2 separate regions of the Homo sapiens genome follow, and region 1 is linked to region 2. A link is an interaction called in ENCODE POLR2A ChIA-PET data of the cell type or tissue named here. Cell type or tissue: CD4-positive, alpha-beta T cell. All regions are shown on one strand. Each heading gives the region's core, and the rest is flanking DNA. Links, peaks and the distances in the headings are about the cores only. Region 1 overlaps BCL11B (BCL11 transcription factor B). Region 2 overlaps LOC107987207 (a long non-coding RNA gene).

The links. ChIA-PET counts read pairs that join two places held together with the same protein. Peaks named below come from ENCODE experiments on the same cell type or tissue, not always from the same donor. Only the 100,000 strongest peaks of a DNase experiment are listed, where the experiment ranks them.
Region 1: POLR2A ChIA-PET joins it to region 2 with 5 read pairs; 5 of 35 experiments call an interaction of 5 or more read pairs at or near these places.

The regions. Positions count from the first base shown.
Region 1 is chr14:99,233,000-99,237,387 of GRCh38, forward strand. The region is part of intron 2 of BCL11B (BCL11 transcription factor B); the gene reads right to left. Among named protein-coding and RNA genes, the nearest start is that of BCL11B, 37 kb to the right of the region's middle. RefSeq lists an enhancer at 4,171-4,388. In CD4-positive, alpha-beta T cell, for the core only: no CTCF peak of the experiment used is centred there; DNase peaks (open chromatin) are centred at 1,502, 2,062, 2,392, 2,822 and 2 weaker places; H3K4me3 peaks cover 4,000 bases; H3K27ac peaks cover 4,000 bases.
Region 2 is chr14:98,198,643-98,203,030 of GRCh38, forward strand. It overlaps LOC107987207 (a long non-coding RNA gene), which reads right to left. Exons shown (of 2, transcript XR_001750875.2): 2 at 3,351-4,388. Among named protein-coding and RNA genes, the nearest start is that of LINC02295, 65 kb to the left of the region's middle. In CD4-positive, alpha-beta T cell, for the core only: no CTCF peak of the experiment used is centred there; no DNase peak of the experiment used is centred there; H3K4me3 peaks cover 2,470 bases.

The sequences.
Region 1 (4,388 bases), core at 71-4,070, 1.0 Mb after region 2:
GCCCAGGGTATTTCTGAGCTGGGGATAGCCCTGGAAGGATGTGGCTGAGGAACCAGTAAACAGTTTCAGCCTCAGATGCTGAGGGGAAGGCCATGCTAGATTTAGTGCCATCCCTCAAGGAAGGTCAGGACCTGCCTCCTCCTGGAAGCCTGCCCTAGCCTGAACCTTCCAGCACTGGACACTGCATTTGATCCTGTCCACTGGTGGTCTCAAATCCCTATGTAGGCCTTCCCTGCAGACCACCGAGGGCTCTGGGTCATCCATCATCATGACAGCCACCTCGCTCAGAAAAGATCCACATTCCACTGGGGGAAAACTGAGGCTTAGGGAGATCTGAGACTGGAACCCAGTTGTGTCCCCGAAGCCCGCAATGCTCTGCTTCCCTCTAGGGCTGCAGCTGGGTAAGTGACCAGGGGTCCTGGGATCTCTAGAGCAACGGCCACATAGTGGGCGGAAGTCTGAGATCCCTGGGCTCAATCCAGCCATTGGAAGCTGCAAAGGCCAAACCCAGGCTCTGGTTCCTGGGTTCTGGGTGAGGCCACGACACAGCCAGCACCATTTATCACTACTGAGAAACCAGCAGAAGCAGCTCGAGGCCTGGTAAGGGTTGTCCCAGGTGCTAAGAAGCTGACTCTGTCTCCGTGGTGGGAGGAACCGTTGCAGAGCAGGTAGAAAACAGGCATCTGGCCACACCCTTCTCCTGGAAACGTCCAAGGTGGGGCTCAGACCAGGGTCTGTAAAGGCGATGTCACACACCACACGTTGTTCCCTGCATAGGGGTCAGGGGGTAGGCCGCCCTGGACAGGTTTCCCCAGAGTCTCATTAGCAATTGTGACCTTGCTGAAGTCCACCTGCTCCAGGGACCGGCTCAACTGAGGCAGGGGAGGGGGGCAGCCGGGAGAGGGGCTTCAAATCCCAAGCTCTACAGGGCCTCTCTGGGGCTCCCAGAGCACCTTCTACACTGGGAGAGGTTTCCACACGGGGCAGCTCAAACCCAGAGCCCTTCCCAAGGGTGGAACTCAAGAAATCTGAAGCTACTGCAAAAGCCCAAAGTGATGAAAGGAGCCACCTACGGCATGACTCCATGGATACGAAATGTTCATAAGAGGCAAATCCACGGACACAGAAAGTAGCAGTTGCCAGGGGCTGGGGGGAGCCAGTAGGGGTGTGAGGGGTGGCTAATGGGCACAGAGTTTCTTCGGGGGGTGATGAAAATGCTCGGGACTTAGACAGGAGTGACGGCTGCACGACATTGTGAATAGATCCAAAACCACTGATTGTACACTTTAAAATGGTCAATTGTACATCATGTGACTCTTACCTCAACTTGAAAAAACAGCCTCAGTACCTGTCCCAGGCTACCTCCCAGCCCCCATCCTTCCTCAGAGGAGGGGTATTTGCCTTTAAAAGTGAAGCTGGGAAATCCAGAAAGCACTTAAGGAGCGCTTGAGATGTGGGACAGGGTATGCACCCACACACGCACAGAGGAAGCCACCAGAGCTCCCAGGCCGCACAGCCTTGAGGACCGAGAGGACTGGATTCAAATTCCTCCTCGGCTGTCTCCTGGCCTCGTGACTGAAGGTGAGTCACTTTCTCAGAGCCTCAGCTCCCTCAACTTTAAAGGAAGGGTCAGGTCAGCCCTGAGCCAGAGCCGGAGATCCAGGAAACTCACCAAACGGTCACTATCATTCTCTTGCTTTCCATTCTGAAACTTTCCCCACTCCCTATGGTCCTTTCCAAGGCATCATCGCTGCCCAGCGAAGAAAGCAAGAGGATGTTCTCTGAGCATAGCAAAGCGCCCTGCAAAGACCTGCAAGACACTCCCAAAAAAACGCTGGCTTTGGAGGTCTATGCACAAAAAAAAAAAAAAAAAAAAAAAAAGTCTAAAAATAAGGCCCCTAAAATGCCTCTTCTTAGGCTCCAAAACAGGGCAATGCTAGATAAGCTCATTCTTGATGCCTTCATGGGTTTAAGCATTCCACAGGGGTCTGTCACCCGTCTCTCTTCTAGAGGGACTTTGCAGAGGCTCCTGCTCCGTTCCTCACACATGCGCACTCACCCAGCGAACACGCCCACCGCCGAGGAGCGTGGAGACACAAAAACGCCTGGAAAAGCCCCATCCGGGTTTCAGGGGGAATTCGAGCCTTCCCCACCCCTGAAGCCTCTGGGGCGTCCCCTCCCAAATGGGAGGATTACAGATTCCATGTTCAGAGCTGGAGAGAGGTGGTCTGGAATACACTGTGCAGGAGACGAGTATTTTTCTCCCTACTGGTGCCTTTCAATTGATACATTTTTTTAAGCTGAGAACTCCTACTGATAGTGCAGAAATGAGTCATAGATCAAGGAAGGAGACAGCCAGGGAGGCAGCGCGTGTGAGTGAGGGACACTGGCAAGGGAACCTGACAGTCCCCGCGCCCCCTCCCCCCATGCCAAGACATTAATTCTCACAAGTCGGAGAAAATTACTATGCATGAATGCAAAAAGCATGATCAGGAGTAATTAACATGGCTTCATATGCAAATTTTATTAATGCAGAAGTACAAAGTCATTATGCAAATGAAACTTACGTCAACTCTCTTGACAAATATTCATCTCTGAGGCTCAAGTTTCTCCCTTTTTATTTATTTATTTATTTATTTTTCTCTCCCCCCTCTCTTTTATCTTGGGCTTCTTTTTTTTTTCTTTTTTCTTTTTTTGGTGGGGGAAGGACAGCGGGGGGAAGGAGGTGGCGCTGGTGGACGCTACAGCGGTGGCAGCAGCAAGCCACAAGGACTGTTTGACAAGTTTGCAAAGTTGTTTTCCAACCAGAGAAATTTATTCTTGCATTGTTGATTTTTTTTTCTTTTTTTTGGTTGTTGGCAGGTACAAGACAGCTCATAGGAGAAGGGGGAAAAAATTAAAAAAATTAAAAAAAAGCTCTGGGCAGCAGGCAGCCAATCAAAACGCCAGAGCCTGTAATGAGGGCGATTGATGGCTGTTTGGCTTTTACTGCAGGGTAATGAACTAGAATCCAGTCTGAGGAGGGGGAAAAATATGAATATTCATGAGACTGTGCTCCTGCCTTTGATGATTAAAGAAATTTTTAATATTCAAATAAGCGCTTGCCAAGTGATTAACAAAGAACAAGCACGCAGAAATATGGAAATGGGAGCCGGGAAAGATTTGAGAGGCGAACGTACTGTGCAGGAAAGGCAGCGCCAAATTTCATAAACAAGATAGGCAGATAACCCAATTCGCACGCGGGCAAATAAAAATATTTTTTTCTGATCACTTAAATATTTTGCCAGCTACTTTGTCTTAAGGATGATAGAAAAAAAATGCTAAGTATTAAGAGCGTGAGGGGGAAAAGAAATAACGTGAAGTCAAATGCCTGGCTCACATTTAAAAATCATTATCCTGATCCTAGCTCATCTCCTCCCACCCCAACGGGAAATTAGGATTCTTTTTCCGGTTTGCTACAGAGGGAAGATGGAGGAGAAGCCAGCACAGACTTGAAACTCCAGTGTGTGAGATTCAGGCCTGCCTGTTCTGGGTAGGCACAGGCATGAACTGTGGTCATCTGGCACTTCTAGGCTGGTCCAGAGGGAACCCTGATGTCTAGAGGGCAGGGGATGTGACGCTGGAGAGCTCAGGCCTCCTGGAGGCTCAGGCCCTGGTCTAAACACAAGGAGAAGATGGTCTTTAGGAGAGCAGGGGGCACCTCTTGAGAAGCTGAAAGGGCTCTGATCTTCAGCACAGGGCCTGGCCCGGGGATCTTCAGGGCCGTGAGGAAAAGCGCCCTCCACCCATCCCAACGGCTCCAAGAGCTGTCTGCTAAGACTGCACGCTCATATTTTAACAGCTCCACCATGGGTTCACATTGAAGCACATAATAACAGTATTAGCTGGTAAAATGATCCTGCAGTTAAAATACATCTAATTAGCAGCCCATGACATCCATTTTGGCAATTTCCTATTTGAAAGAAGTGGAGTGCAACCTTAAATGAGACAGGAACTGGGTGTTCACCTGACAAGACTGGCCTTCTCTCATCATTTGTCTTTCTCTCAATCCCTTTTTTTGGGGGGCTGTGGGGGGTGTAGAGGGGGAGTGGCTGAGACAGCAGGAATAGAGAAGAACAATTCTAGGGAGACTTCTTCGTTTGCTCAATTTCAGAGCTACACAGGTCTTTGGGGTTGAGGGTGACTCAAAAAATAAATTCCTTCACTCCACAGGTATTATTTCATTTCTTTTTTTTTCTTTTTTTTTTTTTTTAGCTTTTAATTACCAAGGTCTAGGAACCAGCAATGACTGGAACTTGTTTTCCATTTCATTGTAAAATATATACCAACAATCATCATCATAAAGCAGAAAGGGAAAGCAAAGCATTTAAGTGAACACGCAGGTTACC
Region 2 (4,388 bases), core at 282-4,281:
GGTGCTTCAAGTACCAGGTGGCCCCAGCGTGGTTTAACTGTCTGGGGGCCCGAGCTCTCTCAGTGGCCACCTAAGTAAAGTAGACAAGCTTCATGTGAGAATTGTTCAGTTGGCCATGGCGATTACATAATGCACTAGAGGTGCAAGGACCACGCTTGCTATTCAGTAAGATATTACAAGTTCATACATTGTAAATTAATAAATATGCCAGCCCTCTTGTGGCATGTGACAGTGAATCTAAAGCAATTGGAAACATCCATCGCCTCATCTGAGAGTTACAGCAACCCCATTGGATGCCTTGTGGGTTCCATGCTGCAGATGTGCAAAGTGAGGATGGTCAAGGCTGAGGGTCTGTCCAACTGACCAGACAACAACTGAGAGCCTTCCACAGGTGATGTCAGATTATTATTCCACAGCCCCACACAATCTGGAGTCTCCCCACTTTGCAGACAATGAAACTTCCCTGTTTGTAGTCTAATTCTTTCCCAGCTAGCCCCTCTCTCTCACTGGAACATCTCTCTGAAAGCTGTGGCTTACAGCTCTCAAGCAGGTAGGATCAAGATGGCTATATTTGCTCTTGGTTTTCTTCCCAGATGCTCTGTCAGACAGCACTTCTTAGCACAAATACAGAATACAAAATAACTCAGACCGCCTTTCAAGAGCCCTCAGGAAGCTTTGGGGTGACATTTTAACTGCCTCTTCACTTGGTCTCAGGCCTTGTTTTTTATTTATTTAAACATCCATCATAATCTGAGTACCAAGAATATGACCAGGCATGGACCAGCAGCTGAAAACGCAGAAGATTAAAGACACGGCAAACACTCATACACATACATGCACAGATTTGTTCACACAAACACACATATATGCACATGCACACACACACACACACACACACATATGCACACGCAAACATGTCCCACCTGTGGAAACAATAGTCAACTGGGGAAGCTACCCAGCCTGCTCACTGACCACTTATTACATATGCACCCAATGCTGTGTAAGGCACTTCACTTTTTTGCAAATGTGGCTTCATTTTTTTCTCACAATTCTTTTTATCACTATATATTGTGAAATTACCATCTTGGTGTGCGTGGATGTGTTTATAGTTTTGTTCTCACCAGGTATGCATAACCTGTTGATGGAAGAGCCCTGTCTTATTAACCCTTGCATTCGTGTTCATTGATTCACCCTCAAAATGTTTATTGAATGTCTAATATAGGTCAAGCACAGGCTAAATACAGACTTGGGGATGTGATTTTTGCAAGAATAAATAAATGAATGAACACAAGATGAAGAGACTAGGGAGAGAGCAGGAGTGGAGGCGTTGGGATGAAAGTCCTTGTCATCTTCCTGAGAGGAGTTGAAGAGCTTGCACTCAGCAGAGACAAAGGGATGGAGCCTTTGAGGTGGTTTACTGTGCTGAGATCCAGCTCTCCATGAGGAACCATGGACCAGGGGCAGGCCCATCCACCCCTTTCACTATCACTATTCACATCTGTAAAGTGATAGCTGTGAGTCTCTACCCCATAAGGGTCATTGGAACATTGGAGAAGCTCTGACATGTAAAACAATTAGCCAAGTGCCTGGACATCCCCAGTAAAGTCTAGTGATTATTAAGAGTATAAATAGATGCACAAGCAGACTAAACAAGCATTTGGAAATATGTGCATTTGCATAAACATATTGGTAATTAAACAAAACAACAACAAAAAAAAAAACCAGAAGAGAGAGAATTACATAACCAAATCTCACCCTTTATGATTTTAACTCTCTTCCATCATCTGGAGAGAAGTCTTTGCAAGTTCTGCAATAGAATCTTAACCTATCATTAGAAAACTTCCTTGAAGGTTGAGGGACTCTGGCCCAGCCTCTGGAATCATTTGGATACCCCTGTGTCCGGACCCTGGCCTTTCCCACCCCTACCCTCACCACCCCCATGGAGCAGACTCTCCTTTTCCTTCAGGGCTGATAGTAAAAGACATATAGTTCCAGGTCCCCTGAGCTGGAGGGTAATCCAGCTCACCAATTACTTGAAATTAAAGTCAGGTAATTTGAACCCATCTGTTGGACACCTGACCACAAACCACCTCTTAGCTAACCCTGAGCTGGATCCGATTACTCCCCAAGTGCCTGCCCGGCTTCATTATGCCACGGCCATGGGAAGGGAGGAAACCAAGAGGTTACTGGGGTCTTCAGTTAGCGCTTTGTCATTAGCGTGGTTATTACCCGAGTCCTCCCTCCCAGCAGACTTCAAGATATGGGAGATGGGAGGGCTAGCTGGTAACCGGACCAGAGGCTCCCAGGTCTCACCAGATGGAGTGGAGCCTTCATCAGAAGGGCCAGCAAAGGGCAGGCAGCTCCCCAGACAGGAGTGGGTGGATTCCAGGAGGCCAGACTAGGACTCCGTGGCTCCATCTCAGATGTGCTACAGATGGTTCTTAGGGGCAATTATGGGGAACAGGGCAAAGCCTGGACACTGGCATCTGTAAGTCTGGGTTTGATAAATAGATCTGCCCCTTAATAGATACTGGGAAGTTTCTTGAACAACAAAGCCTCAAGTTCTTTGCCAATACAATGAAAATTGTGGAAATTAACTTAGACTGCCTTTCTAGAACCAGAGCAGACTCAGAAGTCTCCATTAAAGGGGAGTGTACCTGGACAGTGTCACGAAAGCCAAAACAGAGGGAATTCAGTCACCGGGTATTGAGGGGCTCAGGGGCAAGTACCCTGTCTCTATTCTAGGAATTGGAAATCAAAGCTCACAGAGGTTGAGCTCTGATCAAAGAAGGATGAGTAGATGGAAAATCCACTGTATAGATGCAGATGTAGCCATACCATGGGCAAGCGAATGGGGAGAAAATAGATATCAGATTCTGGAAATGTAGATAGGGATAACATTGCCTTTCTTCCACAGTGTCAGATGGATTCTCAACCCTGTGACCCCATTCTTGGTAGCAGAGTTTTCTTAGAGAAGTCTTTAATACCACAAGAATATGATTACCCATTTCTCCCAAATATGATTACATTTTCAGCTCCATTCTGCATTTTTTCCCTCTGGAAAATTGAGCATCTTATGCCCAAGAAAAAATGATAAAACTCCATTTGACTTCACTAGGGCAGAACTAAGACGGTTTTTGAACTGAAATTAAGTTGATACATTGAGAGCTTCTGTCATCGTAATACAACATCAGGAGAACAGGCAGGGAGGAGTTTATCCTAGTAGCGTCCCTCCAAAGTTCTAGTCAAGTGGAGAGGGCTTTTTGATGTATCAAAGACAGTGCTATCTTTCAAACTGCATTCATATTCTAACGTCCTATCATCATTGTAAAATAATGACAGAGCTAACATCCAACTTTTTACATGTATTTATTTATGGTTTTCAGCAGTCAAAGCAAGGAGGCACAGCCAGCTGCCTTTCACATCTGGCTCTAAATGAGCCACGGCACTGGCTCTGTCCACATTTGCTGTATCCATGGTACTGAGGTCCTGGCCTCTCCTCAGTTGGCAGCTGCACTGGCACTTCTCCTCATGGTGGCTGTCCCTCAATATTGGCAAAATACATTCAATCAAATCTGCAGGTGATTAAACTTCAGATGTCTCTGAGCTCAGCAAAGTGAGTGTCTTGATGTCAAAGACGGACAGTGCTTTAAAGCATTCCACTTCAATTTCTTCCTCACTCTCTCCCACTTCCGACATTGCTGATCAGTGGTCACCCAGCCCCTCTTTCCATTGCCCAGTTGATGGGGCGCTCACCACATCACAAGTAGCCTATCAGATCTGCTACCCTTATAAATTAAGACCTGGAGGAGTCAACACCTGCTAGTCTTCCTAACCTCAATCCATGTCACCTCCGAAAGTGCACTGATCTCCAGCCACACTGATCATATTGTCCTGAGCAATGCTAAGCTGCGTCCTGCCTCAATGATAATGAATTTGCTGCTCCCTGCCTGAGAGAGGGGCCCTTTTCATCGCTGCCCACCCCTGCCCTTTGGTGTCAGTTCAGGTGGAATCTTTTCAGGGACACCTTCCCTGACCACCTCATCTACAGTGGCTCTTACTGCCCTGGACCTCTATCCACTCCCGATCCTCTGAGCCCATCTTCATCCCCTTCATAGTACTGCCAATGTGGGAAATGATCTGGCCTATGTATGCATTAGCCTGTGTGTGACTACGTACTGTTTATGCATGTGTTTGCTTGTGCACTACCATATTCTGTTTAAGTACATGTTCACCTGTGTACAATCATATACCGTTTGTCCGTATGTACCTGCTATCTTAGTCTGTTTTGTGCTGCTATAATAGAGCACCACAGACTGGGTGATTTATAAAGAACATAAATCTATTTCTCACAGTTTTGGAGGCTGGGAGATCCAACATCAAGATTC